Regions from separate parts of the Homo sapiens genome. Here regions 1, 2 and 4 are each linked to region 3. The links are chromatin loops, found by intact Hi-C in ENCODE. Cell type or tissue: Caco-2. All regions are shown on one strand.

Region 1 (8,000 bases), 66 kb before region 3:
TCAAAACTTCCTTTGACATCGTTTGTATAATGTGTCCTTTTTTAACTTTTATTTTAAATTCAGGGGTATGTGTGCAGGTTAGTTATATAGGCAAACTTGCATCATGGGGAGTTGTTGTACAAAATATTTCGTCACCCAGGTATTAAGCCTAGTACCCATGAGTTATTTTTCCTGATCCTCTCCCTCCTCCCACCTTCCATCCTCTGATAGGCCCCAGTGTGTGTTGTTCCCTTCTATGTGTCCATGTGTTCTCATCATTTAACTCCCACTTATAAGTGAGAACATGTGGTATTAGGTTTCCTGTTGCTGCATTAGTTTGCTAAAGATAATAACCTCCAGCTCCATCCATGTTTCTTCAAAGGACATGATCTTCTTTTTTTTGTGGTTGCATAGTACTTCATGGTGTTATTGTACCACATTTTCTTTATCTGGTCTATCATTGCCATTTAGGTTGATTCCATGTCTTTACTATTGAGAATAGCGCTGTGATGGACATACACACGCATGTGTCTCTATGACAGAATATTTTCAGTAACATTCATTATTTGTAAATAGGCTAAGATTCCATATAATCTATATATAATACTCCCTTCTGACTAAGCATGCAAATGAGGAGTATTTAACTGCAAAACCTATCTCAAGTTTAAGGAATTTGAAGAAGTAAATTGAACTCTTAAGGAAGAGTTTGGACTCTGAACCATTTATTTGTATCTCGAAGAAAAGGCTTTAATGATACAGGCTATTTACATATTTTACAGCACAATTTTTAGGCAATAGATTTAGCCATAATTTTTTATTTCATTTAAAAATAACTACTGAATACAACCCATCTGGCAATATTTTCTCTTCCTATTTATAAGCCCATTTGAAGTTTCAAGGTAATACAGAAAAAATCAAAATTATTTATGTGTTTTTGAGTAGAAATTTCCCCTTTGCTTGATTGACTACAGCAAAAACTAAGACTATGGCTCTAGCTCTATGTTGATTACCTTCTGAGCCAGTTTCCAGAGTGCCAAGCGCCCTTAGTTATGATGCCACAGGTTCATCTCTTACATTCATATTTTACTATAAATCAATGGGTCTCTCAAAACAGAGATTTAAAGGGGTCTCAGAGCTTCTAAATCGTTAGAATCTTTTAAAATACAACTGGTTTCCCAATCAGTGTTCAGAAATGAGAGCTCCTCAGTGGATTCCAGCTAAAGATCTGCCAAAGCCACTTGCAGTTTAGTGAGAACTGAGCTATCCTTTCATCAAATAGCCTGGCAATTTAGCAAAGTGTGATGACATGAATAGATAGACTCATTCGCATCTTATCTTTTGAATTCTGCTCAACTGCCCAAGTTGAAGAGTGTGTAACTTGAGCAAGGGCAGGCATCCTTAACTTGAAATTTCCAAATGCCAAGGAAAAAAATTTAGAATGTCCTTGATATGTATGGGGGTTATTTAAAGCACTCAATTGCTCAGACAACTAAAAGGTCCATTACAGGCAGAAATAATTTTTAAGTTAAGTTTGAGCCTGTTCAAGTAGAGCCTCTCTCCTAGTATTTGTCACTAATAGTAAGTGTCCCAGCTAATGTACATAATGCTTGTTTTAAATCTTCTCACTCTATCAACATGTAGTGAAGAAAAGCTGTTAGTCCATCATAGTTGTGCTGACCAAAGCAATCATTCTAGTAAAATCATACTGCATTTTTGTTTGCTCAAAGCCAATTTTTTAAACACCTTATTTGTGTAAAGAACCTTATAAATACAGAAACAGTTTGTTTTAGATAAACAACAATTCTCACTGAGAACTATAAATTTAGTATTAGTTGGCAAATAATAGTAGGCATATGAATTATATATATGAGAGAAATAGGTTTAAAAAATAGATTAGCCACATTACTAAGGGGCTTATACATTATCATGAAAATATTCATCTTGAAGGATTATTTCAACTGGGCTGCCATTTTTTGGAATCATTTTGGAATTATTGTTGTCATTGCTTTCAGAGCCATTTTACATGAAGAAGATAATATTAGGATATTACAATTAGGCCTACTTTTTTTACTGAACCTGACTCCTAAGGACTGTGGATGGTCTTTGAGAATCAATTTACCTTCCAAGCATAAAGACTTTTCCTCACTGAATACAGTCGGAGAAAATGACAGAGGGACAAGGGGGAATTTTCACTCCACTTTGGAGCTACTTTGAAAGGGCTAACACTCACTTACTTGGAAGAGTATGCACTGGTGTGTTGTGTTGTTGAAAAATAAATTAGGTCCCTTGCTTCATGGTTTCCCTCTGTCCGTGCTGAGAATAAGGGAGCTCTCCTAGCAGACTAGAGTCTCCCACAGAGCACCGTTTCACAGGACTGTGAACAAGAGTGTCACAAAGGATCAGAGGGGTTCCTACAGGGCATGCTGCCACTGTGGAGCTAAAGAACAGCTTTCTGGGGCTCCAGCCTTGCTTCAAACCAGCCTTGTGGGGTACTCCTGGAAAAGGGACTCTTCTAAGCCTTCTCTGCTTGTTTACTCACCATGCAAAATTGAACCTCCGGTGTGATGGAGCCCAGCATCCCCTCACCACTTGTTTGGGGCCAAAAAGAAACCCAGGACCAGGAGGATGAGGTTACCCAGTGCCCTGCAGATGGATCAAGAGTTATAACACAGGTCGGAGAACATGCTTCACAACCTTTAACTAGTTATTACAGTAACAAAAAGAACAGCCTGGAGAAGCTACTAAACAAAAATAGTGCAGTCTACCTTGAGCCAAAGTGCCCAATCAGGGGCCAGGAAAGGGGCAAACTAAGTGTCCTTTGTTTTCCAGCCAGGATAACATTCAATTTATAACTGTCCCAAGGACAGAGTAAAAAGTTCAGTTCACAGGATCCATCATGCCTTCACAGTAGTCTGTTCCCTCATCTCAGGATTTTAAAAACTCCCAAAGGCACAATCCCAAACACATACCAAAGTCTTCCCCTATGAGTTCTTGCTATTGACTCCTCAACTCATGGCCCATTACTACCTAGAGAATAAGAAATGGATTTGTCCAAAGATTTCCACCCCAGTCTATCACTCTCCCAGCCTACGACTCTATTTCTCCTTTTTCCCATGGCTAGTCACATAAAAGCAGTGGAGGAACATCTCAGGGTTCAAGGTTAGGCTAACAGACACTGTTCTCTGCAATTCAGTTAACGGGACTTGCGCTTTCAGCATGAACCAGTTTCCTTCCATGTCCTCACGTTTCCACTCTGCCGCAGCCCCACCAGAGGATCATGCTCCTTTCCAGCAAGTTCATCTACTTCCACTCCAGGCTTAAATTGAGCACTCTCTGAGCTGCCTTAGTCACAGAAAGCAGGGACCATTCTGCTCGGCCATAGGTCCACTTCTAGGCTTTACACTCCTACACCTCCTTCCTAGCCTCTTGATCCCAGGCTGGACAACATGCCCTGGATTCTGCCACAGAAAGTCCTCCGGGGAGACAGCCAGGGAATAGAACAACTCCTGAGCTTCCCAAGCTGCCTCCTGTTCCCAACACAATCATTCCTCTGTCTGCTCACTGGCCCTCTATAAATTCTTCTTTGCAAATTTCACAGTTTCTTCTCCTAGGAATTAGCCTTCAACATCACAAACAGGAATACCCCAAATAAATACAGGTCACCAACTATTCCATCCAGTGAATATCCCAATCTACACAACCTACCCACACAAAGACAGGCACTTGTGTACTTTGCCCCTATTTCCTGGCATGTTTTAATTCCCAAAACATCCATTGATAAATATTTGTGGAGAAGCAAGCCTCTGGATTTCCCTCCTGATCTGACAGCACACTAAAAAGCATTAGGTTTAAACCCTAATGATGAATACATCAGTAACTCAACAAGACGTTCCATAAACATTGGGATTATATTTATTTATTCCACTGGTCACCACGAAGGTCATGCTATTCTTTCCCTCCCAATGCTAATTCCCCCACTTTGCAAACACACCTGCCACATATTTCTCATCTTGAGGCCTATAGGCTGCACACTTCTTTCAAATATGCCTTGATGCTCTCCTACAAGATATGGCTACACTGCTTATATAACACAGAATTGAAGCCTTTATACCCCAGGCTTAGAGCCTACATTTGCTCTGGGCCAATGCTACTCAAACCACAGGGTAGATCAGAATTACCTGGAGGGCTTGTTTTAAAGGCAGATTCCTAGGTCCCATCTGCTTTGGATCTTAAGAATCTCCTTTTGTAACAGACCTGTGATTCTAAGAACCACTCTGAAAAGCACTCGTATTTGGTGTCTTAGGTGTTTTAATATATTGTAAATCTCTTGAGGCCAAGGCTCACTCCTTGTTCTTCTTTGCATCTTCCATAGGCTTTAGTACAGCTTCCAGGACACAACAGGCCTTTAATAAATTTAGGACATTTAGGACTTCTTATCACTTACAGTATGTTACATTGATCCTCCAACATTATCATGCCTTTTGTAAGAATGCTAAACAAGGAGCTGTTTAAGAAAAAAACAGGTGTGTTTTGAGGTGGTGTGTGTGCAGGGATGATAAATTCATCTTCCCACACTTGCTACTCTCTCTTCTCATAATAAAACTCCATGTGTGAAGCCTGGCCATTACCTTCTCAGCAGGAGCTAGTGAAATGTTAACTTTTAGCTAGCAATTAGTCGACAGACCCCCAGATCACTTATCTATTTTCCCACTGTTTAATCTCTGTCCTCAGAGATGCACTTCTCACATTCCTTTAGAATGACCTGGCTCTTGAAAGCACAAATGCCCAGCCCTAAATCCAGCCATCCAGCTGAGGGATTTGTAAGAACCACTATAACCATCCTCCTCCTCCTCCTCTTTCTTTTCCTCCTCCTCCTTGGGAAAATGTAAAAGAGCCAGTGTGAATCCTCACTCCAGTATTTCCTGGTTATTCCTAGCCATAGCATGTGACATGAGCGCAGATGGATTACCCCAGGGACACCAGTGTCCATCCCAGGATCCAGATAAGAAGAGACAACTCACTCCCAGAGGCATCACTCAAGCCTGGGAAAATGTTCATAGGTGTATCTGGTTTTTTTAAATTTGATATAGTTGTAACACTTCAACTTCTACTAGAACCCTTATTCTCCAATAGCTGGTGGATATTTTAAGAATACTAAAATTTGGGAGGTTCTTTTACTCCAAATTTAAAGAAACAATAGGAATTTCAAAGTCTTTTTTGTTTTTTTGTGTGTGTTTTTTGTTGTTGTTCTTGTTTTTGTTTTTTTTGAGACAGAGTCTCACTCTGTTGCCCAGGCTAGAGTGCAGTGACACAATCTCGGCTGACTGCAACCTCTGTCTCCCAGGTTCAAGCAATTCTCCTGCCTCAGCCTCCTGAGTAGCTGGGATTACAGGCATGTGCCACCATGCCCAGCTAATTTTTTTGTGTTTTTAGTAGAGGCAGGGTTTCACCATGTTGGCCAGGCTGGTCTCAAAATCCTGACCTCAAATGAGCTATACTCCTCGGCCTCCCAAAGTGCTGGGATTACAGGCATGAGCCACCACGCCTGGCCTGGAATTTCAAAGTGTTAATACACATAACTGAGCATTTTACAAAGGAGTCCTAATGATTCTGTATAATGCATTACATTATATATAGGATTGAAGCCAACATCTATTGATTAATTATACCAGGCACTATTGTAAGCCCTCCATACATAGTGACTTATTAAAACAATACAACAATCCTTGTATGGCAGATGCTATAATTATCCCCATTTAACACATAGGGAAATGAAGCTTAGAGAACGTAGGAACGTTATACAGGATGCATTTAAGCAGAGCCAGACTTCTCTGAACACTATGCAGTCATCTACTATGTCCTACTGCAGCAAGGATCTCCAGACCAAAAGCCAGAGGGCTTACCTCTGTCCCAAATTCCTGCAATGAAACACAGTCTTTGGGAAGACACGTTCATTTTAAAGAAGTACCATGTTTTTCAGACAGGGTGCAACTGACATTCTGATTAGGATATTTTTTCATTGTATAGTACTGTCTAGAGTATTAAAAGATGTTCAGCCTCCTTAATCCCAGGATATTAATTGCCAGTACCACCACACAATCATTGTACAGCCAAAAATATTGACAAGTAACTCCTGGGGACAGAAGACACCCCTTGCTTAGGATACCTGGAAGGGACAAAAGACAAAATTTCACTTCAGTACTGTACTGTGTAAGCCAAATAATTTGTTTGAAACTCATGACCTCCCAAGGATGGAAAATGAATGGAGCATAGATCAGCCATGTTTTGATGGGAGAAGAGCCAGGGACAGGCTTAATGTTGGTTTGATTCACCAGCTGCATGAGTAATGGAAATGCTGGACATTTGTATTACAAGGCACAGAGGAAAGAACATGAGTGTGAAGGTCCCAAAGATGGGGCTTGGAATCTGATGAGGGTTCACAATTTGTCAGCACAAATTAATTTGCCTCTCCAACATCTCAACTCCCTCATGTGTAAAGTGGGATGATAATACCTACCCCACAGAGTAACATTGAATGAAATAGCTGATATACAAGTAACTAGAGCTCTCTCTGCTGAGGACAGAAAAGCTCTAAATAAATTTGAATCCCCTTCCCCCTTCTCTCCCTTTGGCACTGAATCAGTGGTCATAGACGTGGGTTCCAGTCCTGCCCTGCTGTGTGACATCAGCCACCTCTCTTCACATCTCTGGACCTCAGGTTCCTTGCCTGTAAGAAGAAATGAAATTAAACTGTCTCTGAGCAAACTTACAAGCTAAAACTATGATCAGAACTGGGTTGGGAGGGGGGTGGTGTGGGCACGTGGAGATCCATGAGCCAGGGCAGGAAGACAGAAATGTGAGAGCGCAAGAGCAGCCACCGTGAGCAAACCCCTGCCAGGGCCCCGAGCTCCAGGGACACGAACAGCTCCAGCACTCCCGGAAAGCACTCCTTCAGGCCTAATCACAGGCATTGATTACTTCAATGTAGAAACTGCCATCTTAGCAGGATGTCCATCTGTCTCTGCCTCCGCATCAGCTCCTGCCAACAGCATCTCCCCTCCCCAGGTTTTTCTACCCTCATGGTTTTTCTACCATTGCCTCATGGTTTTTCTACCCTCCATGCTACTTCTGTTCCAAAATCACCCCTTCCTAGCTGGGCGCAGTGGCTCATGCCTGTAATCCCAACACTTTGAGAGGCCGAGGTGGGTGGATCACCTGAGGTCAAGAGTTTGAGACCAGCCTGACCAATATGGTGAAACCCCATCTCTACTAAAAATACCAAAATTTGTCGGGCGTGGTGGTATGCACCTGTAATCCCAGCTACTGAGGAGGCTGAGACAGGAGAATTGTTTGAACCCGGGAGGCGGAGGTTGCAGTGAGCCGAGATCATGGCATTGTACTCCAGCCTGGGCAACAGAATGAGACTCCATCTCAAAAAAAAAAAAAAAAAAACCCTTCCTCTTCTCCAGTGCCCACCCTGTCCCACCCCATACTTAGGACACTCTTCTCAGGACACTGCTGGAAAGACTGAGTCCAGTGAAACACTTAGTGCTAAGATGGCAATGATGACGACACCCCCAGGGCATGCCACACTCCCTGCAGAGCTGCCCCTGGAGCTGCTCTCAAACATAGGTGTGGTCCTGGGCTGTCTTCCTGTTTGCAGCTCTCCCAGCAAATCAGAAGGGCTGAAGCCCTTGGGACTCCAGGAGGCCTCCCTGTCCTTGCCCCGCCCCCCAGTCACGATAAATTCATTTACATAGTAATAAGGGGAGCTGATGGATTTACTTTCTTCAGTGACACTCTCCCTGACTGACCGTGCCGGCTCTGCCAAGTCACAGTGTTCTGTGGCCTTGCTCATCATAGCACAGCGCCTTCATCTGAGCACTTCTTGCTTTGTTCCTAAGGGGAAGTCCCAAGAAGTTGGGGTCAGGGTCAGGAGAGAAAAAGGGAATGGCTCACAGTCATTATAGATTCCCGGTGGTGAATGATGACCACAGCCCTGGGACAGACGAAGCTCCCAT
Region 2 (8,000 bases), 80 kb before region 3:
GTAAAGATTAAGTTCAACTGTTTGTGAATTCTGATGCATTATTTAACTATTAATTAAGCCATCAAAAATTTTGGAATTTATATGTTCAATAAATGTATGGAATTTATATGTAATAATAAATAGGTCTAGAAAAAGAATGTGGGTCAGGGGGAATTATCTATAGTATCATTCTTTTCTAACTTCAGCAACACAACAATAATACAAACCACTGTAATATTAGAAAGCTTCTCAGAAACTTATAGTTCATCACTGAATACATGTCACTCTTTAAATTTTCCTAGAATTAAAAGGTTCTATTCCAGTAGTTTACCTGAATTATATAATTATCTATAAAACTTCAAAGAAAATGAGGCTGAGCTTTTCAAAATGCAGATCTGATCATGTCACTTTTTCCCAACATCCATCTCTGGAGAGAGGGAACTGGTCTACTTTGCTCACCATGGTGATGCCAGAACTGAGCACATAGTGGGCCTTCATTTGTTGAATAAATGTAGAAATGAATGAATTAATATGATCAGGCTAGTGAACTCTTAAACCTCCTACCTTTGACATTCTGCAGCTACATGACTTGCATCTACTTTCCCACATAAAAGATGACAAAGAATCCCTTGAATTTCAGAGTTTAAACTGACGAATATATGCAGTAATGTAGAAATAGTTTTAATATGTTTCTATTTCATCACACATTTATGCATATATATTAATTGAGCTTATTTAATACAGTTCTTGATCCCTGAAACTTAATTAACAAAGGCATTAAGTTATTGAAAACACGAACATTGTCACCTCTGGTGTAAATGTTAGAGTAGAATCAGGTATTGTTCTTTCATGTTGCAATTAAAATTTAAATTAATATATAGACCTGGCTATGTTTTGTTTCTTAACAAAAATATATAAGGAAATGACATTCTATTAAAATACACTATTACAAAAGAAAAATCTATAGAGGAATTAATTTATGTCCATGACAAAGTCTTTTCTCTGAAAAGAGTAGCAAAAAACATAAGCTTTGGGTTTTTATCACCTGATCCTTTGTTCATATCTGCACACTTTGTTGCACACATAAACAATTTTGTAGATTTATGGCTATCTATATAAACACCTTTTACTCTAGCAGTTCCCACATTTTCAGCAATTACAGAAATTTAGGATTCTCAATTCTCCATAAAATATGAGCAAAAACACTGCAAATTCCTGTTCCCCGTCCACCAAAATCTCTCACACAGTAATTAAAGTCCTTATCAGCATCACCGCGTGCTACATAACAATCTAGTCTTCCTAAAAGTAAATTCACAAGGGGGAAATTCCTCTTGATGATAAGCAAACAGCAATTATTATTCCCTGTTATTAAAATGCTCTCAGTTAATTGTACAGATACCAGCAGAAAGATTACCTTAAAAGGCTGGATAGCAAAAGGGAGTTAGAGTTTTGAACCTTCTGGTCTAATTTAGACGAGAGTTTACAGAGAGATTCAGTAAATATTTGTAAGGAACCATTAACATTGAGTAAACAATTCAATGCCTGCAAGGAAAAATGTATTTGAATAATTGTAAAAGAACCTCCCTCCATACATGCTGGAAATGAATTATTTTAAAATGAAAATAGCTCAAATACATTAACAGAAAAATACTACCAGTCACATTTTCTAAGCATTCTTTATTGTATACACAGTTGATCATCCTGGACTGTATAAGAGGCACATGTTCGAAAAAAAAAAAAAAAAAGAAGAAGAACAAGCTGCTGTTTTCACTCCAGGGATTATTTTACAGGGAACTCAGCAGGCTCAGCCCTTCCTTAGCATTTTTTTCTGTTTCTGTCCCAACAGAAATGAGATTTTAGTGTTTGTCTTTTGTGCTGCTAACACTGAGCTTGCCAAGGTATCCCTGTTTGATGCTCTACTTCCATTGATGGAGCGAGGGAGGAAAGAGCAAGTAAATGAGGAAGCTCTGAGATTTCTCTTCCCCTCCAAATGGCAGAGATAAATCTAGCCAGTGAACATGAAGGCGCCCTGGCTCAATTAAAAACCAACTTTGATAAAATATTTTGTTTAAAGAGAAAAATAGTCTCTCCAGTGAAAACTGTTTAGGGCAGCTGTGCAGGGGAAGCAGGTGTTGAGTCTACCCTGAGGGCTTCAGAAATATTAATATTTAAACCTCTCACATTTCACTAAAGTTCACGACAGCTTCCTAATGCCTGGAGGAAGACAGAGCAGGAAAATCACAAGCCACAAAGTGGGGAATGCCTTCTAATTTGGCCAGAGCAGGGCCTGATTGTCTGTCTCCCTGACTCAGCCTCTCTGATTTGCTGCAAGCTCACAAAGACCATGCATTAGAATTTCAAAGCTGGCTCCATCCTCCACACGCTGTAAAGACATAACATGTCATCAAAACACAGGGTTTTCCAGGCCGTGATTTGTTTGTCTAGACTCTGGCCATTGAACTCTGTTTATTACTAAACAGAGTTTAGTGTGGAATGGGCAACAAATCAAAGGGGGCTCTGAGAGCCCTGAGTGCATGCAGACACTCTTCCTTCTCAGTTTCCACTGCTCTTAGAGGTCTATCTTTCCCAGGACCCAGGGGCTGATCACTAGACTAACGTTTCATCTTTTTTTGACCTGGGACATGACCCTGGGCCATTTGTAACCCTCAGATCCCCTCCCCATCATTGTGCAAGTAGGCAGCCCTTAATAATTATATTCTGGCGGCTGCATGGAGAGGTCATGAAGAATGACTAATGATTAACATTTGAAAATGGAACATGATAGGAAAATACCACCAATCACGGCAAAACCGTCTGTCAGAAGAGCAGAGGGCAACGACAACAAAACACTATTCAAAGAATATCCTCTTCCAAGATGAGAATGTGCCATTCAGAAGAAGTCTTCAGGTTTGTTTTTCAAAAGACACATAATTATCAGATACGTTGTTATCATTTTTAATGCATAATTGTTAGCCTACTTGTTAATGAATATATATTTCCTACTTTAAAAGACTTGATGTAGAGGATAAAATGGAGATTCACAGCTCTTTTTAGAAAATAGTGCACAACTTGATTCTTTTAAAGAAAAAGCATCTCTGTTGCCTATAAAAATATAATTGCTTTGTACAAAAATAAATTATCTCAGGCAGCATTTCTGAAACACATCGATTACATTAAGAAAGACCTATGAGCTAAGAGAAGGCTTGTAAGTTCAGAGGCTAAGGATGGAGGTCTCTAAATGAAAAGGCTTAGGTACCAACTCCCTATGAACCTTACATTAACAGAGGCCTCTGGTTCAGTTTTAGCCCTTAGAAAAAACTGCAAGTGAAGTCAGTTACCCTAATATTATCATCCCTGTCAAATGCTCCTCGGTTAAGGAAATTGTAAACAACTGTATCCTTTATGTCTTGGAATAAGATTCCATTTACCCAGCTGGAGTGGCAACACCCCACTAGGTCAGGCACTGTGGGCCTTTTGCCTGTGATTCCATCCTCCCCACACCTCCACCTCACCAGGTAGGTGTCTATCCGTGCAGAAATGATGGCTGAATTAAATTGAATAAATGTTAGAACTCCAAAACAAAACAACATATTATCTAAATGGGCACAAGCTATCTAATCTGTGTTTCACTTCTGCTGCCAGAAATGGAAAGCTATCACTCCAAAGGCATGTTAAGCAAAACAAAATAATACTTCCAAAGAAGGTCTAGCTTCTGTTCTGTGACAATTTGGTGATCATTCATCAGATGGACAAAAAAGCCAAAAGGGTCAAACCAACCAGAACTTAAAACGATGGTCAGGAACTTCTGACCTATCCTTTGTGGCAGTTTCAAGGAGCCCAGTAGAAGATTTGGCCCCAGCTAGTCACTATGATCTCTCTACCTGCACCCACGGGCTAGGACTAGAGACCCATCTCATCCCAGAGGTGTCAATCATAGGCCTATACACACTCTGCACAGTTCTAAGGAAATTTAGGTGAAAGGAGTGGGGAAAGAATCAACCTAGATGTTCCTGGGGCCCATCCTGACCAAGGCCCTTGGTATGGCTTCAAACCCCCAAAATGACAAAGAGGACCTCATGTTTGCTGCCCCAACAAACCTGATGTAATTTCACAATAGATCCAGTTCCATTAACAGAGGCCTCTGGCTCAGTTTTAGCCCTTAGAAAAAACTGCAGGTGAAGTCAGTTACCCTAATATTATCATCCCTGTCAAATGCTCCTCGGTTAAGGAAATTGTAAACAACTGTATCCTTTATATCTTGGAATAAGATTCCATTTACCCAGCTGGAGCGGCAACACCCCTCTAGGTCAGGCACTGTGGGCCTTCTGCCTGTGATTCCATCCTCCCCGCACCTCCAGCTCACCAGGTAGGTGTCTATCCATGCAGAAATGGTGGCTGAATTAAATTGAATAAATGTTAGAACTCCAAAACAAAACAAAAACCAAATAGTCATTTTCATCCACATTCACACATCAAGTGTTTTTCTTTAAAGGCTGAAGGGGATAGCAGGTGAAAGTAGAAAGAGCAGACGGTATGAGAAAACACCCCTCACCCAACCAACTTGGTCATTGATTTTTTTAAAAAAGGAGTCTTTATCTTTACACAGAAGGTAGAAGTTATAATTTAACTCTCAAGTTAACTATAGGTCCCCTTGCCTTTCAAGTCATATGAACACAAAAGGCTTTAATGATTTTTTAACTAAAGAAGGAAAAAACATACCATATGAAAATCACTTCTCCCCCCTAACACGAATACACTGGCCACTCAAAGATAGGTCTGTGAGATCCTTATCCACAGGATCTATTAATAAGAGCAGCACAGGAAACTCGGCACAATCACAATCCAAAGTTTAGTTTGACAAACACAGGAAGGCCACTGGCTTAAGAGTCTCTGCATATGCAGTTAAAACCTCATTTGAACACCTGCATAATCATTTCCCTCCTAAAAAAAAAAAAGGAGAGTGGATTTTTACTTGTAAGTTCTCAGTTTTAAGTAGACCAAATCTAACGAACATCTTTTTCCACCACAGTGAAGAAAAGAAAAAGGAAATTCCATGGTCTCCAGTAACAAGTTTGCAGAAACACAAAATCATTTTTACAAGACACTTATCTCTCAAGACTATTCACATACACAAGAGGGGAATTTTTACAGGCTAATGTGACATAAAATTTGTATATAAAATCATCCCTTAATGCCCCAGAGGACTTACTCCTTTACAAAATCCTTTAAAAAAAGAAGACAATGATCATCTCTGGGTTATGAGATTATGAGTACTTTTTATTGTTCTTTTTCACTTATTTTCAAGCTTTTATACCAAGTTCAATTTTTGCCTTTAAAATCAGAAAAAAAAATAATTAATTCTTATGGTAGAATTCGAGATGAAGAATCTCTCTGAGGGCTGTCAGCCTTTGTGTTAATTTTTTTTTTTTTTTTTTTTTTAAACAGGGTCTCACTCTGCCACCCAGGCTGGAGTGCAGCGGTGCCATCTCAATGTAACTTCCATCCCCTAGGGTTCAAGCAAATCTCCCGCCTCAGCCTCGTGAGTAGCTGGGATTACAAGTGCACACCACCACGCCTGGCTAATTTTTATTTATTTTTATTTTACTTTATATTTTATTTTATTTTATTTTATTTTATTATTTTATTTTATTTTATTTTATTTTATTTTATTATTTTATTTTATTTTATTTTATTTTACTGAGACGGAGTCTTGCTCTGCCGCCCAGGCTGGAGTGCAGTGGCGCGATCTCGGTTCACTGCAAGCTCCGCCTCCCGGGTTCACGCCATTCTTCTGCCTCAGCCTCCCAAGTAGCTGGGACTACAGGCGCCCGCTACCACGCCCGGCTAATTTTTTGTATATTTAGTAGAGACGGGATTTCACCGCGTTAGCCAGGATGGTTTCGAAATCCTGACCTCGTGATCTGCCCATCTCGACCTCCCAAAGTGCTGGGATTACAGGCGTGAGCCACCGCGCCCAGCCACGCCTGGCTAATTTTTGTAATTTTTGGTAGAGACGGGGTTTCAACCATGTTGGCCAGGTCGGTCTTAAACTCCTGACCTCCAGTGATCTGCCTGCCTCAGCCTCCCAAAGTGCTGGGATTACAGGCATGAGGCACTACACCTGGCCCATTAGCATGGATGTTTAAGAGGCAATACCTCCGGGCAGACACATCCCCCAGATGAAGACTGGATTTAGCTCCAGTCACCCCTCTGGAGTGCACAGTCCTAGCTTAGTCCCGATTGTCCATCTTTCTGTGATCCAGATTTCTATGATATCCAGTTGTGCTTACATGTTCATTTGCACTTGTGTGTGACTATGGGACCAAAGTCCTCAATCTTCACACACTGACCAGGAATTTGATTCCTGGCACTGTGAAATCCAAACTGGCCCTGACGTTTTACTCAAAAATCCTTTCTAAAGAAGCCATGACAGACAGTTATATCTTGAGACCCAGAGCAATTTTACTTACATGTCGGCATGAAGGAACAACAAGGGCCTCACTAAAAAGTAAGGGTATGCCAATATGAACAAATAAAAAGGCCTGGCTTCATGTCCCCTGTCTGCATGTGCAACTTAATCAAGATGGATCTTTACTCACTGCAGTTCTGGGGCTTCATCAACCTCAACATCCCGTTCTATTTACTTTTACTTTCAAAATAATGCCCCTGACCACTGCCATCCCCACAACTCTGACACCTTCCTAAGTGGATGTACAGGTCTTCATAGCTGTGGACGACACAGTCACTTCTAGTCTTCACTCCAAGACACACAACAGGTTCCCTGTAGAGATGCAATGTGTTCCTGAGTATCAGAGCGTTCTGCCACCCACTCAAATCTGGATTGTGCACTCACAGCCCTCACCCTTCCCAAGTTGGCCAAACCTCCCAGATAGCAGATAGAGGCTGTGAGAAGTAAAACAGTCATCTACATCAACAAAAGGGCGTCAAAGTGACATATATGGACCAAAGAGGGAGGGAAGGAAGAAAGGAATCGCCACCTAGCCAGGCAAATGAACAGGGGTAAGTCTGGCCATCAGAACTAGCTACACAATTTTGGGGGCCCATTGCAAAATGAAAATGCAAGCCCCTTTTTTCAAAAAGTATTAAGAATTTCAAGACACCCGCAGCAAAGCATTAAACCAGATATGGGCTGCTTTCAAGGATGGGGCCATGGGTTACTACACAGGTCACATGCCCATGAAGCCTGTCCTGCTGGCTGTCAGTGGTAAAGTCACTGGCTTCCATGTCCAAATTAGCAGCAGTCAAATGGGCTAGAGAGGACAGTAGTGAAATAAATAAATTAAATAATCCATTAAGGGGTCAAAAGCTATGTGTCCTAGGTCAGCTTCTTGTTTATAGATAGCTCTACACATTTTTCAAAATATTTTTCTATTTTTTATCTGGAAAATGGAGCATCAGTAGTTACAACATCACAGTGATAGGACTCAAATTGGCAGCTCCTGATCCTGCAAGTAATGAGAATGTTAAATATACCATCTAGCCAATCATGGAGGGCAGTTTTCATTGTAACAGAACTGGATGGAATTCAAATCACTTTGGCAAGAAAACCCAAAGCCATAATTTTCTCCCATGGCGTACTCAAATTCAGGTAGAAGTTAGTTATGAATGAAATTTCCCTTTATCTGGGCTGCCAAAGACAGCACTGCAGGCCTTCACTTCCTGGAAAACCCTAAACCAAGCTGGGTTCATGCTCCCACCCAGATCAGCCTTTCCTCAAGGGCCCCAGGAGCGCCTCATCCCAGCCTTTCTGGGAATTCTCCAGGTTCTGACATTCCCGTAATTCCTCCCCAGGTCTCGGCAGGGATCCCAACGTTTAAACTTATGTACGTATTTTAAAACCAATTATTTTCTCTTTATGCTCAAAAAGTGGTTGGAGCTGAATTTTTGACAAAATTCGTAGGATTTAAGATATCTCCAAGCTAGATTCTTCATCCTTAATAAACAGTTAAAGAAAAGAAATGTCCAGGCACTAACTCCACAGCATGCCAAGGCCAGAAACT
Region 3 (8,000 bases):
GGACTCCCCACAGATACCAAAACTCACAAATGTTCAAGTCTTTGGCATAAAATGCTATAGTATTTGCATAGAACCCTTGCACATCCTCCCAGTATACTTTAAATCATCTCTAAATTACTTATGATACCCAATAAAATGTAAATACTATGTTAATCATTGTTATACTACGTTGGTTAGGGAATGATGACAAGGAAAAAAAAAACATCTGTACCTATTCAGTACAGAGGCAATTTTTTTTTTTTCAAATATTTTCCATCCATGTTGGTTGAATCGTTGGCTGCAGAACCCATGAATACAGAGGACCAACTGTACTTCAAATGAAATGATCCATTTTTAATATAAAACAAGCTTTTCAGTGGAAAGTAATAGACCATTAACTAAATCGTATGTCTGGTCCTACCAAACTTCTGCTTGCAAGACATTTAGACTACCTTCACATTTTCTGATTTCCACTTTGCTTTGATACCACGAAAATTTTCTTGCCTGGGAACATATATTATACAAGCGGAAAATCAGTCAAGAGATCATTGAATATTAATTCTCTGTCATTATGTGCCCAACACAGATGCCTTAGGAGTTAAACAGAGGCATGCATATGCTCGACTTAAGACACTGTGTCACCAACCTCCTCCCCTTCTTCATCAGAGGCAAGAGAGAGCCCACAGACAGCAAGCAACCCACCCTTGCCCAGCAGTGACAGGAGCAAGCCCCGTGCCCAGAGACTGCTAAGACCAGCCTTATCATTACAACCTTTTTGGAGAATCTTGCTGAAAGGCTGGGCGCTCTGAAGAGAAGCATGGCATCAGTAAGGGACCAGATTGCCAGTGTTTGCGTCCTGGCCTTGCTGCTTACTAGCTATTCCCCTCAGGCTAGTTTCCAATCTCTCAGCACCTCAGCTTCTTCATCTGTAAAATGGGGATAAACACGGCACCTATTTCATGATGTGATTGTGAAATGTCACTGATTTAATACATGTGAAGCAACTAAAATAGTGCCTAAGTTATAGGAAATGCTTATTATTATTATTATTTGAAAATTACACTACTCAACAATTATACAAAAAAAAAAATCTGTTTTTCCCCTAATCTCTCTAAACAAAGGCACTAAAACTCAAAGAGTTAGTAACAGAGAGAAATAGAACTTTGGTGGTCACAGAAACACTCAACATGGTAGCCACAATCCTAAAACTATGTGTAACAGAAGTAAACCCAGATAGAAATAGCCTTCTTAAGGCAGAGTTCTACAAAGGGGATCCCCGGATTTTCATGCTCTGAGCCCTGATACTGACTTTCAACATCTTGGCGTGTCTACCAAATCAGGTACCTCAATACGACATTACCTAAGAGTTCCTTAACTCACAACCCTGTGAGGACAACAAAAGATACTGTTAGAACAACAAAAAAAAAACGCTCTCCATGAGAATTATGCACAGTTTACTTTGCATGGGTACCATGTATGTGTGCATTTTAAATAAACATAAAGTGTGTATAACTGCTTTTGATCTCAGTTTTAATTTCTCTTTAGCACAAAACCAGTCATAATTTCTTCCCTTGTGATAAACAGGATTGATCAAGATGTGGAGCCTCATTTGTGTTTCCCCAGTTGTTCAGACGATGCCTCTCAGTGTGCACCGCCGGCTTCCGGGCCCTTGTTTCCAACCACAAGTAGTCCTTAGTCTTTGTGGCTTGCTAACCCCAGGAATGACAGCACAGTGTTATCGCTTGTACTCCCAGTAACCACTCTCTCTCTGTCTTACTGTATTGTCCAGCAAATGGAAGGTGTGGCAGCTAAACCCCTTTTTAGTCAGAAAGAACCACTTCCTGCTTAAAGTGAGAGCTAAAAGTGAATCTCTCGTTGTACAAAAATATGGATCCGGGCTGGGCACAGTGGCCCACGCCTATAATCCCAGCACTTTGGGAGGCCAAGGCGGGCAGATCACTTGAGGTCAGGAGTTTGAGGCCAGCCTAACCAACATGGTAAAACCCCATCTGTACTAAAAATACAAAAATTAGCCGGGCATGGTGGCAGGCACCTGTCATCCCAGCTACTCAGGAGTCTGAGGCAGGAGAATCACTTGAACCTGGGAGGCGGAGGTTGCAGTGAGTTGAGATCGCTCCACTGCCCTCCAGCCAGGGCAACAGAGCAATACTCCGTCTCAAATTTATATATATATGCCATGATGCTTTCTCTGAAACTTGAAGATTCTTCTGGCCACAGGAGCAGAAAGTCACTGTTTGATTTTGGGGGGCGCAATATTGTACGAGGGGCTTTCATTTCAGGCAAAGTCTCTCCCAACTTTTTCCTTTCCATGCTTACTGAAAAAAGAAAACCACTCCTAGATACTTGCTCCAGATTCTCTGCTGGAACCAGGCCATGCCCAAGCTCTCCAAAGAGCCTCTGTGAAGCCCCGGCTTTCCAGTTTTGAGGACCCTCGATCTTGAGGTGGTCTTCCTACCCTCAGATTTGGCTAATGTGGGAGGCGAGTTGAGGAATTTTATTTAAAAGCAATATTACTGTTGAACCTTGACTACTAGTCATGAACAAGTTTGCCACTAAAAACAGCAACACTGGAGCCCCACCCTCAAGCTTGAGGCCCCAAGCCACATGGCCTGCTCATCCCCTATTTCTCATGTAGGATCTGTGTTTGTTCCCACACAAATAATTCCCCAGAAGCCTGTGTAGCAGAAATGTGGATAACGTAGTAGTTCTTCACATTTGGGGGAACATAAAGGTATTTAAAGGAATAGACCTATTCTCTAGAAAAAGTATACATCACAAAATTTGCATGAAATTTTGAAAAGCTTTGCACCCATCACCTCCACAGCCCTCTTGGACTTTAAGAGATCTGTGGGACCTGAACCACAGATGGAAGTCAGGGTGAAGGATATACGGAAAGTGTTTACTTCCCCAGGGAGAATGGGAAGCCAGCCCCCACCTGCATTCCAAGAAAAGTCTGTCACCCCATCTTTCATACTTGGTTGATTGTTCCTGGGAACCAACTATGAAAGAACTCAGCTCAAGTAGCAGTGGATTGGGTGCAGGGGGGTTTCAGGAAAAGCACCATCTCGAGATCCTTCTCAGGGACTTGCAGTGAGGAGAGGAAGCCTCGAGCCTCTGCTGCCCACCACAGAAGGCTTAAGCTGCAAACCTTGGAAACTGTCAGGCTATCAGTCGAATTCTCATGAAACACATACTCTGCCTCTAGCTGGAACTAGGTGCTATGGGAAAAGGGGCATTTCCAAAAAAATGCATAAGACAAAGTCACTATCTTGAGTAGATCAAAATCTCTTTGGTGATTGCAAAACACACTTCATTTTAAAAAAACAAAGAGCAAAGCCCTATGGTCAGAGGTCCATCATGGTCTAAATCCAGAATATATTATATCTGGAATATATATACCTAGAATATAGACACCTAGGTCCAAGAGAGCAGAAAGGCTTCCCGGAGAGGGTGGAGCCTAAACTGGACTTATTTTATGTTTCCCTCTGACTACTGTTGTCTTCAAAGAACACTGTCTTCTACCCCACCTCCACCTTAATCCACTAGAATCTGTTTCTCAAATATTGTCTTAGCAACCCGTTTACTGATTAACACTGACAAGCCAAACAGGCCAGCATCAATGCTGCCGCCGAACTCTGACCTCTGGCTCTGGGCTGCTTTTCTTTTTTTTTTTTTTTTTCATTTTGAGATGGAGTTTCGCTCTTGTTGCCCAGGTTGGAGTTCAATGGCACAATCTCGGCTCACTGCAACCTCTGCCTCCCAGGTTCAAGCGATTCTCCTGCCTCAGCCTCCCAAGTAGCTGGAATTACAGGCATGCACCACCACACCCGGCTAATGTTTGTATTATTAGTAGAGATGGGGTTTCACCATGTTGGCCAGGCTGGTCTCGAACTCCTGACCTCGTGATCCACCTGCCCAAGCCTCCCAATGTGCTGGAATTACAGACGTGAGCCACCGCGCCCAGCCTCTGGGCTGCTTTTCTAACATCAAAGAGTGTCAAGGTCAGAGGGACTTTAGAGGTCACCCAGTCCAAATTCCCTTCCCCTCCTTAGGAAAGAGACATCTGGGAACAAGTTCTGCAGACTCCCTAGAAGAGTGAACCTAGTGGCTGTGGAAGTCTGGCCAAGAAAATCAGCCTCAAAGAAGCAGAAGCTGTTAGGACACAAAACACACCTGAACAGTCTCACTGGTGTGAGTAAACGCAATCACCTGGGAGACGCAGGCATCATCACACCCAATTGTGTAATTATAGCCACACATTGAATTAACCCTCAATCCAACCCCAAATCACCAGACCAACCCTGTTGTAGTTATCATGCCTAAATCTCCAACTTGGTGTGAAAGTTAGACAGTTTGTACCCAAGCGATCTTAGCCCAACTTAGAACTCCTGGAGAGCAAGGATTGATCTTCATTCATTTGTGCATCTCAAAGCCTAGTGCAAGGTCTGATATTCAATAGACAGCTTAATGTGGCTTTGTTGAACTGAGCTGGATTGTACTGAATGATACAGAATTCATTATTATGAGTCAGAGCAATACAAACTACAGGAAATTTGAGTGACTGGAAAGAAATCAAAAGAGGCGCCGCAGCTGACGCCTATAATCCTAGCACTTTGAGAGGCTGAGGTGGGTGGATTTTTTGAGCCCAGGAGTTCAAGACTGGCCTGGACAATATAGTGAGACCTCTGTCTCTCCAAAAAATACAAAAATTAGCCAGGTGTGGTGGCATGCTCCTGCAGTCCCAGCTACTCAGGAGGCTGAAGTGGGAGGCTCATCTAAGCCCTGGAAGTTGAGGTTTCAGTGAGCCGTAATCATGGCACTGCACTCCAGCCTGGGCGACAGAGTGAGACACTGTCTCAGAAAATAAAAAATAAATAAAACAAAAAGATGAGGAAACCGACTCCCCTCTTCAATTCCCCAATCACCCTCAGGATCCCTCAATCCAGAGAGAAATATCCATTCATAAGTACTGTAATAAAGGCATTTATTCCACTTAGAAATAATATTCATAATGGCCAACGTATACTAAGAGCTCCGTAAATGGCAGGCACTATGCTCAATTCCTTACATTGAATCCTCACAAAAGTCCTATGAAGTAGGTTCTCTAATGATCTTGATTTTGCAGATGAAGAAACTGAGTCTTAGAAAAATGAAGTTATGATCAGTAATTCTAGAAATGAGGTTCGATTTTGTAGAAGTAGAAATTGGACTGGGTTTCAAGGGATGGGTAAGACTTTCACATCAATATGTAGGTAGAAAAAAAAAAAAGCAATGTGAAAGCACACTGTCAGAGAGGTAGGAAGAGGACCAGGACAGAGCAGTGTCACAGCAGCCAAGAGGAGGTGGGGCCTCAGAGAGAACTCACAGAGTTTCAATGGCAGCAGAGAGGTAAATTAGACAAGGGCTGAACTTTCCATCCAATTCGGCAACTAGGTCAGATTTGACCTTGGCAGGAGAAATGGAATATTTGGGATGGAAGTCAGATTGCAACAGCCAGAACAGGAATGAGAGTCGGAGGCCGTCACGAGAGGCCACTTGGTGGACATAGCCTGAGTGATGGGTGCAGAATCAAGGAAGATTCTTTAGGTTGAGACAAACTTATGTTTGATCACAGGTAAGGAGGCAGGAGCCAGTGAAGTGGGAGAGGCTGGGGAATGCAAGAGAAAGAAGGATGGTAGAGATTGGGGGTATGATTTACCTTAGGAAAAAAGGGGAAGGAACATATACACAAAACGTCCTGTACCTGGCCAACCTTCCTCTTCCTGCATCCTATGCACAAATATTTTTTTAATAGGCTTTTCTTTTTTTTTTTTTTTGAGACAGAGTCGCTCTGTCACCCAGGCTGGAGTGCAGTGGCGTGATCCCAGCTCACTGAAACCTCCACTTCCCAGGTTCAAGCGATTCTCCTGCCTCAGCCTCCCAAGTAGCCGGGACTACAGGTATGCACCACCTAATTTTTGCACCCAGCTAATTTTTGTATTTTTAGTATAGACAGGGTTTCACCATGTTGACCAGGCTGGTCTTGAACTCCTGAACTCAGGTAATCCGTCTTGGTATCTCAAAGTGCAGGGATTACAGGCATGAGCCACCACATCTGGCCTAGACTTGATTTTTTTAGAGCAGTTTTAGGTTCACAGCAAAACTGATTGAAAGTTATAGAGATTTCTTATATATCCCTTGTCCCCACACATGCATAGCCTCCCCTATCAATATCCCCTACTCCCACCAGAGTGATGCACTTGTTATCATTGATGAGCCTACAATGACACATTATTATCAGCCAAAGTCAACAGTTTACATCAGAGCTCACTCTTGGTATCATACATTCTATGGGTTTGAACAAATGCATAATGACATGTAGCCATCATTATAGAATCATATAGAATAGTTTCACTAACCTAAAATCCTCAAAAACCCAGAGTTTTGAGAAAAAATTTAGGTTTGTATTTTTGCTTTTTTGAAAAATGGCAAGGCAAGATGCTTATTTGGTCATTTAAAAGTCTCAGATGCTTAGCTGGCTACAGGAAATAAGACACCAGCCTGGTGACATCTGGTCCCGGTTCTGTGAGGCTGGAGTTCAGGGCATCCAAAATACTTGTGCTGAAGGAACAAGAGCATGCAGCCCACTGCCATCTGCCCACTGAGAGTTCTAGGATGGCAAAGAGAAAAGAATTTATCTTTGGCATTCCCCCGATAGGTCTCTCCTCCATTAGGCAACTCCTAAGTTAGGCCAGTTAATCACCAAATCTTATCATCTTGTCCAGGAAAATAAAGTACCCTCAGGGATGAACAACTTGCTTATTCACTGAACATTTCTTAAGCACCACTATATGCCAGATTGTATCAATTTGATACATAATGATCCACTGCCAAAACAACAAATATGTATTATTTCTCACACTTTTGTATACCCAGGTAAAAATCAAGGATTCTGATGAAGGAATAGTGGTGACCCAAAAATGCACCAGAGTGGCTGTTTCTGCATAAAGAGCCTGGAGAAGGCTCTCAAAAGAGAAGCAATTGATGGTGGCTTCAGATATGGGATAGAAGTTCATCAAGCAGCTGGGCACGGTGGCTCACGCCTGTAATCTCAGCATTTTGGGAGGCTGAGACAGACAGATAATTTGAGGTCAGGAGTTCAAGACCAGCCTGACTAACATGGTGAAACCCAGTCTCTACTAAAAATACAAAAATTAGCCAGGGGTGGTGGTGGGTGCCTGTAATCCCAGCTACTCGGGAGGCTGAGGCAGGAGAATCACTTGAACACAGGAGGCAGAAGTTGCAGTGAGCCGAGCGTCTCAAAGAAAAAAAAGAAGTTCATCAGGCAAAAAAAGGAACCAAGGTGATTGAAGAAAAGGAAATAGAAGGTAACATGCAGAGCAATGTGAAACAACAGCATTGATAAATGCCCAGGAAACCAGCATGAGTAGAGCCTAGGGTGAGGTGGGGGCCAACAGGAGATGACAACGGAAAGGTTGTCATCAGATCTTGAAGGATGGTAGGCTATACAGACAAACCTGAACTCTATCCCATCTGCAGTAGGGAACTGGTGAAGGATTTTAAGCAAGGGAGCCAACAAATCTAATTTTGGGGTTTCTGTTTTGTTGTGTGTGTGTGTGTGTGTGTGTGTGTGTGTTTGTTTTTGTTTTTGTTTTGAGATGGGTCTTGCTCCATGACCCAGGCTGGAGTGCAATGGTGCTTTCAGAGCTTACTGCAGTCTCAAACTCCTGGGCTCAAGTTATCCTCCTGCCTGAGTCTCCTGAGTAGTTGGGACTATATGTTATAGGAAAGGGGTCCCAATCCAGACACCAAGAGAGGGTTCTTGAATCTCACACAAGAAAGAATTCAGGATGAATCTGTAGAGTAAAGTGAAAGCAAGTTTATTAGGAAAGTAAAGGATAAAAGAATGACTACTTCTTAGACAGAGCAGCCCTGAGGGCTGCTGGTTGCCCATTTTTATTGTTATTCCTTGATGCTATGCTAAACAAGGGGTGGATTAT
Region 4 (8,000 bases), 160 kb before region 3:
CAACTTGACTAATTACATCTGCAATGACTAGTCCCAAGTAAGGCCACATTCTGAAGTACTGAGCATTAGGACTTCAGTATATAATATTTAAGAGGATACAATTCAACCCATAGCAACTAAATTGTATCTAAATCAGTCATTCCCCAATCCTGGTTTAAGGCCAAAGCAGATGGGAGCTGCAACCTCCCTCTCAGATCAATTTCTCCCAGATCAAGTCTTTTCTGCTCTGCTGTAGGCCACACTGTGTGACCCTGTCTCTTACAGACCTCCCTGATCCCTTCACCTCTCCCCACCGCCCAGACATGCTGTCTATTGCTTCCTGCTCCCCCCAACCCAGGGAGGGGGCAGAGGAAGTAGGGGGTAGGGGAAGCCGCTGTTTGTCCACTTCTCTTGGCTCACACAGAATGTGGGCCCTGGTAAAGAGTGGGTCAATAAAACACCTTTCCTTGGTGTCAACATATGATACCACAGGAGCTCTTAAAATCACTAAAAACAAAATAACCAAGAAAACTGTATTTTCCCTCATGGGTGGGACTGCACAGCCCTCTGAGAGCATGTTCAAATAACAACATATGTCTCTCTGTTGTCTTCATAGGAGAACAGATTCTGCTAACTAAAGGATTTTGGATTTGTAGAGTAGGGTTTTCAGGGCTGGGGGCAACATTTAATTGCTCACATCAGTCAAAGCAAAACTGAGTTCTACCAGTTTTCCTTCTCTGCCCTTCCTCTATTCAGTGACTACCACCAGCACCCCCCGCCACCCCACTTAACAAATGTGGAGTCTAAGTATTACCAATGTGAAGGTAGTTCCAAATTATTTCATAGGCTCGGGCACCTGCAAGTATCGCTCTGCCCAGGATATTCCAAATGCAGTGAAGTAACACCAGAAATGATGTTTTCATTTGCATCAACATAATTATGGGAGAATGGACTTATAGCACTGAATGTGATTTTAAAATGTCACTCCCAGAAGCTGGACATTTGGGCTCTGCTTCATATTGTAGAGCAGAAATCTTTAAGCTGATAAACTTGCGATAAAACAAGTGTCTAGAAGGTGGCATGATAAACTAAAATTTTACTTTATGATTTTTCTACATTTAAAAATTGTAAATATATCTTTCTAAACATATGTATGGGTTTGAAGTTGCTGAGCACTTTCTTGGGAAGGATGGTGCTGCTTCCCACTCTTTAGGGATACATTGTCCTTTCATAGAGCAAGCAATGAGAAGAGATGATCATCTTTTTTTCAATATCCTTTCTTGGCACAAATGAAAACTGGCAACCCTAAAGCGATCTGCCCCCTCCCTTTACACACACACAGATTTGCTTTTATTTATATATATTTTTAGCTTTTTTTTTTTTTTAACTAAGTCTGTGATATCCAGAAGTCTAAAACCACTGGTCAAAATGACGAAAGACCAAAACAAAACAAAACAACAACAAAAATCCCTTTAGAGCTGGCTCAGATAATACGGTCTACTGTAAAGGACCTTAAGAAATAGCTGCAGAAGAGAGGAAAACAATAGGCTTGATCACAAACTCCTTCTGAAATGAAGCTAACACATGTCCCCAGTAGCCTTCCCCCTATGAAGCATGAGCTCATCTTCCAGCATGGATAGCAGTCTTGACTAACTCCAAAGAACATTGCTGCTTAATCCCACCTAAAACAATCTCTCTGCAATACCAGCATCTTTACGTCTGCTCGTTGTCCCTCTCTGCCTAGCACGGCCTTTGTGCACTTTACAATATTTATACCTCTCTGTCTGAACTGCTGGCTGGTGAGCAGACTGTCTCAGACTGTCTAGAGAGCAGGAAGCAGATGGAAAATAAATACAGATGAGGAGCTCTGGGGGCAAAGCTGCAGACGGGACAAGAGGGCCAGGAAATAAACAAACAGGAAAGAGACTGACTGGTCTTTCTGCCTTTCATCCCTGGCTCTAAGAGATAAGACTTAAACAGTAAGACGCCGACTGGGCTCGCTTTCAAATTCTACCCAGCTTCTACTTCAGGGTAGTTTTTTCGTTTCAATAGTCTATCTCTGCAGTTTTACAAAAGGATGGTTAAAATAAGCTCTTAATAAGTGATAATAATTCATTTCAAATACAATGATCATTATTACATTAGAGAGGTATAGGATGCAAGAATTTGAAACCATCTTCAACATAGTTGAATATAGTGCATGTATGTTAAAAGTAGGAGCACTGACTTAGACAGATCTTACGTGTTTTAAAGCAGAGCATCAGGTGCCCAGGTCTAGGGAAAACATGACAACACCGCCTTCGTCATTCTGCTAATGTTCCCTCTTCTCTCTTCTTTTGGCTGTCAAAGCCAGCTTTAATGAAAGAATCTCAAACCAATCATTTACGCCTCATAATAGACTTAAGTCAAAGCATTATCTCTGACCATAAGTCATTATTCTTATTGTAAATACTTTATACTCAAAGCCTGTTTGATTTATACTCAAATTCTGTTTGATTTTCCTCACTAGGAACGCCTTCCTTAAAACTTTCCATTATTGTGTGATACGCTTTTAATACCTCACCCCAGGACCAAAGGCCTCCCTCTTGGCCTATGCTTAGGTGATTGGTATGAACAGCTCTGGTGCTAGATTACCCAAGTTCAAATCCTGACTTCCCCATGGGTAGTCATATGGCTTTGTCAATACTTTTTAATCTGAGTCTCAGTTTTCTTGTCTGCAAAATGAGGATGATAATAACATCACCTTCTTTATGAGATTATCATGAAGATTAACTGTGGTAGAAATGTAAAGCTCTTGGAACAATGGGTGACCTTTGAGGATTAGCCAATATTATTCCTGTCATTGTATGGTCAGAAATGATCAAAGTGAACATATTTTTCTTCATATTGCAGGAATTGAATTTTTAAAAGCAACTCTGCAGAAAATACTAATTTAAGAAATCTTGTATTTATTAGGTCAGGATCTTTTCACAGAATTCTGTCTCCAAGGTTGTTTTATATCACATAAGATTTTTTGGTGACATTTTTTAAAGTATAGTAACTTAAAGAACCTTTGGGTAGAAATAGCTGAAGGACAAGAAAGTCTCTTAAGTTTTCAGGTTTTTTTTTTCAATATAGAAAATAATAATCTCTTGTTACTAATCTAAAACCTTAATATATTTCCTATATCTTGATTCAATACATGCTTTGTTTCTACAAAATCTGTTTTAATCTCTCTGTGTTATCAATGTAAAATATCATTGAATAAGTTTTTTGAGGGGAAGAAACGCCATAGAATGAGTTAGCCAAAGACAGAAATGGTTCCCTTTATCTTAAAATACATTTTGCAACACCTAACATCTACAACATGGCATAATGGCCATCAGAGAAGGAAACTGTGTCTACTGCACAATGTTTTCTGGCAGCAACAAGATGGGTCCCATTTTTCCAAGATCTTATTGTTACTCTAGGCCATCTAACAAGATGTCCTTTGGTACAAAGTCTTACCTCAAGCAAATACACTTAAATGTCAAAGGATCATAAGAGTCCTGGAGGGAAAGGAGCAGAGAAGTTCCTGTACCTCTGAAATCACCCAGTGTAAGTGGCAATCTGCTTGGTCTTCACAAATAAGGCTGGCAGCAGGCAAGGATTAATTCTGATGTAAATTAACTACATTTCTATTTTGATTAAATATAAACTTGTTAAAATTAAAATAGCTGTTCTTCTTGCTTGGATTTCAATTTGTAACTGTGAAAGAGAATAAAGTTTGAGGAGCAGTGCTCTCAACGTTATCTTTCTGAAGGGACAGGGTTTTATAGAATGCCCAGTCCAACCCCACCTTCCTGTCTTCCAATGCCCAGTCCAACCGCAGCTTCCCATCTTTCCTTCTGGTCGAGTCATGGAGCCACTTGGTGTGTCTCCTCTGCAAAGCTCCAATCAGAATATTTAATTGTCTACAAAGGATGTTCTATGGATTATCTGTCAAGTGTTTTGGGACTATTAACTACTTGATAAATGCTAATAAGATGCATCAAGGAAGCTGATATTATTTGTTCACCTAACATATATTATTCCATCTCTCTGTATAATTACGTTAGGTTTTATTGTTGTTTACAGAGACTAGTTTTTAAACAGTATTGCAACTCTATATTGTCCTCCAAATAATCATCATATTTCAATTATAAAGTCTTGCATTTTTCAACTGTCATTGCTGAGTTGATCTTCAGGGACTGTATTAGGATCAGAGAAAAGGCATATGCCTAAGCCTTAGGTTTGAGTGATAATCACCAAGACATAATAAGCCTGCGAGTTGAAACAGAGACAGTTTAATAGTTACTTTAAAGAAAGAAGATCAGCTGGGAATCTGGGAAGAAAAGCTGGGCTGAATGGGAAAGTAGGAATGATGAATATATTCTAAGCTTCAAATTAAATCCAGCAATTAAACCAAAGACCTTATGAGTGCTTTAGAAGAAATTTTAGAAAATATAGACTTTGCAGTTTCTTTGATTTCCATCTCTCTGACTCTAAACATATTTGAAACAAGCTACATAAGATTCATTGCAAATGTATCTCTCCTAAGGATTTTTTTTAAAGGCATACTGCACTTACCCAACTTTTCCCTGGGAGAAAAAAATAAATATTTTATTCCTTATTTGGGCTACAAAATGTCCAGCTCCATTCCCACCCTGGCCCTGACTCATTCAGAGCCCTTAAGCAGGTCCTTGAACCTATATGTCCGTCACATTCCCCACCTCCACCTGTAAAAATACAATAAAAGCAACTGGCTAGTTCCTACCTCACAAGGAAGTCATAAAGATTAGAGTTAGAACATTGAACTTCAAAGATGAAAGACTCAATATAAATTCCAAGCATTATTGTCAAGATCTCAGTGTGAATTAACAGAAATGTACTGCTTAGGCAATTGCTACCTGTCAGCAGATCTAAACCAGGCTGACCTTGATATGCCCAGGGAAGGGCAGGAGCGCCTGAGACCAAGAAGCACATTTTCTCAGAGCCAATGTAATTGTCTTAATTATCCATACTTGGTAGCTCACCATGATTGCATTTCTTGTTTTTCTGAAAGACTGAATACTATAATATAATGCATACCTGCTATACACCCTATCCCCACCCCAATAAAAAAAATAAACATTTATTCTCTACCTACAGTGTTCAAGGCTGCACTAAAGATTGGAAATACAGAAATTAATATATAGTTCTTTCATCTTCAGAGATCACAATTAAAACAAGAGAACTGTGCATTCTCTATTTAGTCTCTAGAGAGCTGAGTCTCCCAAGAGCTTAAAGCATCCCAAAGCAAGATTTTACACAAAAAAAAGTCCAATAATTTTGTAGCTGGCTTTCATTAGCAATGACTGCCTCAGCCCATGACATGTACTATGACAAATCAAAATTTTGCACACTTTCTTCTCTGTATCTACAAGGGTTACAAATTATTACTAAAGTTATTTTTAAAGGGCCTAAGGTATTAATACCATCATTCTATTCTCAGAATTACTAAGCTCAGAGGCATCCTTCATCCCAGGTGATGAATGCTTACACAAATGTTTGACGTCTCATTAGCCTCGAGATGATTTTTAACATGGCCAGGGGTGTAGAGAACAGAGTCCTCTGTGTGTGTGTGAGCACGTGCCTAATTGCCCGACTCCTGACTTGGGCCCCCTCACTTCTTCTTACTGTTTGGTAGTGAAGGAATGAATGGCAAGTTAGGGTGCTGCCTGGGAAATATCATCAATCTTAGCCTAAGTCATTTTGAGCAGCTGTTCATATCTGTTTTAAAGATATCCAGGCCCTGGACTCCCTTGGAAATATAATTCCAACATCTGACCCATTTAAAGTTGGAAAAACCTTTCCTATGTGGAAATGGAGAATAACAGTTCAGCTTGCTTCTCTAATAACTTGGAAGTAATTATTGTCACATCTTTAGTTTCCTAACTTCTATCATTAGAGTTTGGTTTTTCTCAAAGGACATCTAATTCTTGGGGTTTTTTTCCTCCAAATTCCCTCCAATTTTTTCCTTGTGTCTTTTAAAAATACAGATTAAAGCTAGCGGGGAGAATGTGAGTATCCATTTCCTCATCTGTGAAATGAGACAAGATGATTCCTAAGACTCCTTTTTGCTCAAAGATCTTAATTCTTGAGAAACTTTACACAATAGCCTAAGCCAGGGATCAGTAATCTTCTTCTGTAAAAAGCCAGGTCGTCAACATTTTAAGCTTTATGGCCACATAGTCTTTCTTGTAACAACTCAACTCTGCCGACTTAGGGCAAAAGCAGCCATAGATAATACTTAAAGCAAATGATCATTCCTGTGTTCCAATAAAGCTTTATTTACAACTACAGATGACATGCTGGATTTGGCCTATGGGCCTTAATCTGCCCCTGGTCTAAAAGAAAAAAAAAAAGAAAAAAACAAGCTCTATATCTCCATACCACCCTTCCTGTCCCTGTGTTCAGGCTCAGATTTTCTGAAATGACCCACAATCATTCAGCCATTAGTGAACCCGGAAATCCCTCAATTGCCTATGTTTATAATACACACACACACACACACACACACACACACACGGGGGAGGGTGAGAGTGGAGAGCCAAACTTGAACAGCAGAATGTCTTCTGCTTTTTGTTGTTTTTACAAAAAACCATTCCTGACTTTCAGGATAAGAAGAAGCCTACATTTTTACTTACAGTGCTTTATAATGAGACTCAACTTTTACATTTCTTGGGCCATATTTACCAGCAATTCTGACCATACAGTGAGTAGGAAAAGTAAGTAAGGTCCATAGACCAGTAGCCTCAGCATCACCTGGGTGCTTCTTGGAAATTCAGTGTCTTGGGCCCCACCCCAAACCTACTGAATCAGAACCTCCATCTAATCAGATCCCCATGCAACTCCTATGCACATTCCATTTGAGAAGCACACAAGGTCCTGGCAAAAAAAAAAAAGATGTCAACCTCAGATGGAGTGAATGGAGAGGTGACAATGAAGGGATGGCTTAGTGGGGTGTGGCAAGAGGTAGATGAAGAAAGGGATGGGAGGAACCTTTGGACTAGCAATAGCTGCAGTCATTACAACCACTGGGGCTGAAGGGATATACAGGAGAAATTGTGATACCCGAGTCCATTTTGCACTGGAGTCCTGGAGGAGGGGCAGCCTGGTGAAGCTGTCTTTGAAGAGGAGACAGCAACTTCTGTAGACACATCACCAGAGCAGGGAGCAACTACAGAAGAAATAACCCAAGCTGTCTGCACTCCTGCCTGCCAGGCTCTTGCTGGTATCTTCCACTGGCCAAACCTAACCAGAAGATAGGGGGCCCAGGAGATGCAGTCCTCAAGGCCCAGGCTTCAGAGCACAGAGCATACAGTCAGGGAAGGAGCAGAGAACAACCAGCCCAGCCAGAGGGTGCTTCCCACTGGGGTCTGGGTCCCCTGGAGCCCTAAGCTGGCATCCCTTCAGCTGGTGGTTCTCATCTGCCATTGTCACTGGCACTGGTAGCTCTGTGTCCTCAGTTAACATTATAGTGTTTGCTTCTCCTTTTATTCAGAATGCAAAATTGCTCAACTTGTATTATTGCCCAAACTAAAACACCATTAAAAGAAAAAAAAAAAACGTTATATATCTCCATGTCACCTCAAGAAGCCCACACCTCAAAATGGTTTCTTTTTACTGTCACTCCCTAATGCTAGTTAAATTACAGCATGCCTGTTTTAAGCCATCAAAGTAGCCAGGCTGTGGGAAGTACTGCCTGCCTAAGCTGGCAACGAGCTTGGCTCAGAGAAGACCGCTTTTCTCTCTCTTCTACCTGCAGCAAATTCCCTGAGATGGTTTTCAAATAAGACTTCACTTTGTTTCCTGGCATACACAGTGGATCAAGTTATTTCTAAGTAAAATATAAGAATCAACAGTGTTGAAAGAGTAAAGAAAGGAGGTAGTAAGTACTGCCCCTTAGTCACCCTGTCTTTAGGCAAATAACTTCATATTACAGTTTCAATATCTAAGATGGAGCATTAAAATAATTAATT

The links. A loop is a pair of places that touch in the nucleus more often than their neighbours do. Peaks named below come from ENCODE experiments on the same cell type or tissue, not always from the same donor. Only the 100,000 strongest peaks of a DNase experiment are listed, where the experiment ranks them.
Region 1: a loop joins it to region 3, with 2.2 times the contacts of the local background. A loop is called at or near these places in 5 of 110 quality-filtered maps.
Region 2: it touches region 3 in a loop (2.3-fold over the local background); 6 of 110 quality-filtered maps call a loop at or near these places.
Region 4: it touches region 3 in a loop (6-fold over the local background); 4 of 110 quality-filtered maps call a loop at or near these places.

Annotation. Positions count from the first base shown.
Region 1 is chr5:74,511,616-74,519,615 of GRCh38, forward strand. The region is part of intron 2 of LINC01331 (long intergenic non-protein coding RNA 1331); the gene reads right to left. Among named protein-coding and RNA genes, the nearest start is that of LINC01331, 21 kb to the right of the region's middle. RefSeq lists an enhancer at 4,387-4,946. In Caco-2, no CTCF peak of the experiment used is centred here; a DNase peak (open chromatin) is centred at 4,786.
Region 2 is chr5:74,497,993-74,505,992 of GRCh38, forward strand. All of the region lies in intron 2 of LINC01331 (long intergenic non-protein coding RNA 1331), which reads right to left. Among named protein-coding and RNA genes, the nearest start is that of LINC01331, 35 kb to the right of the region's middle. In Caco-2, no CTCF peak of the experiment used is centred here; no DNase peak of the experiment used is centred here.
Region 3 is chr5:74,577,636-74,585,635 of GRCh38, forward strand. No RefSeq gene overlaps it. Among named protein-coding and RNA genes, the nearest start is that of LINC01331, 45 kb to the left of the region's middle. In Caco-2, no CTCF peak of the experiment used is centred here; DNase peaks (open chromatin) are centred at 3,606 and 3,966.
Region 4 is chr5:74,414,114-74,422,113 of GRCh38, forward strand. All of the region lies in intron 2 of LINC01331 (long intergenic non-protein coding RNA 1331), which reads right to left. Among named protein-coding and RNA genes, the nearest start is that of LINC01333, 97 kb to the left of the region's middle. In Caco-2, no CTCF peak of the experiment used is centred here; DNase peaks (open chromatin) are centred at 1,808, 4,668 and 4,888.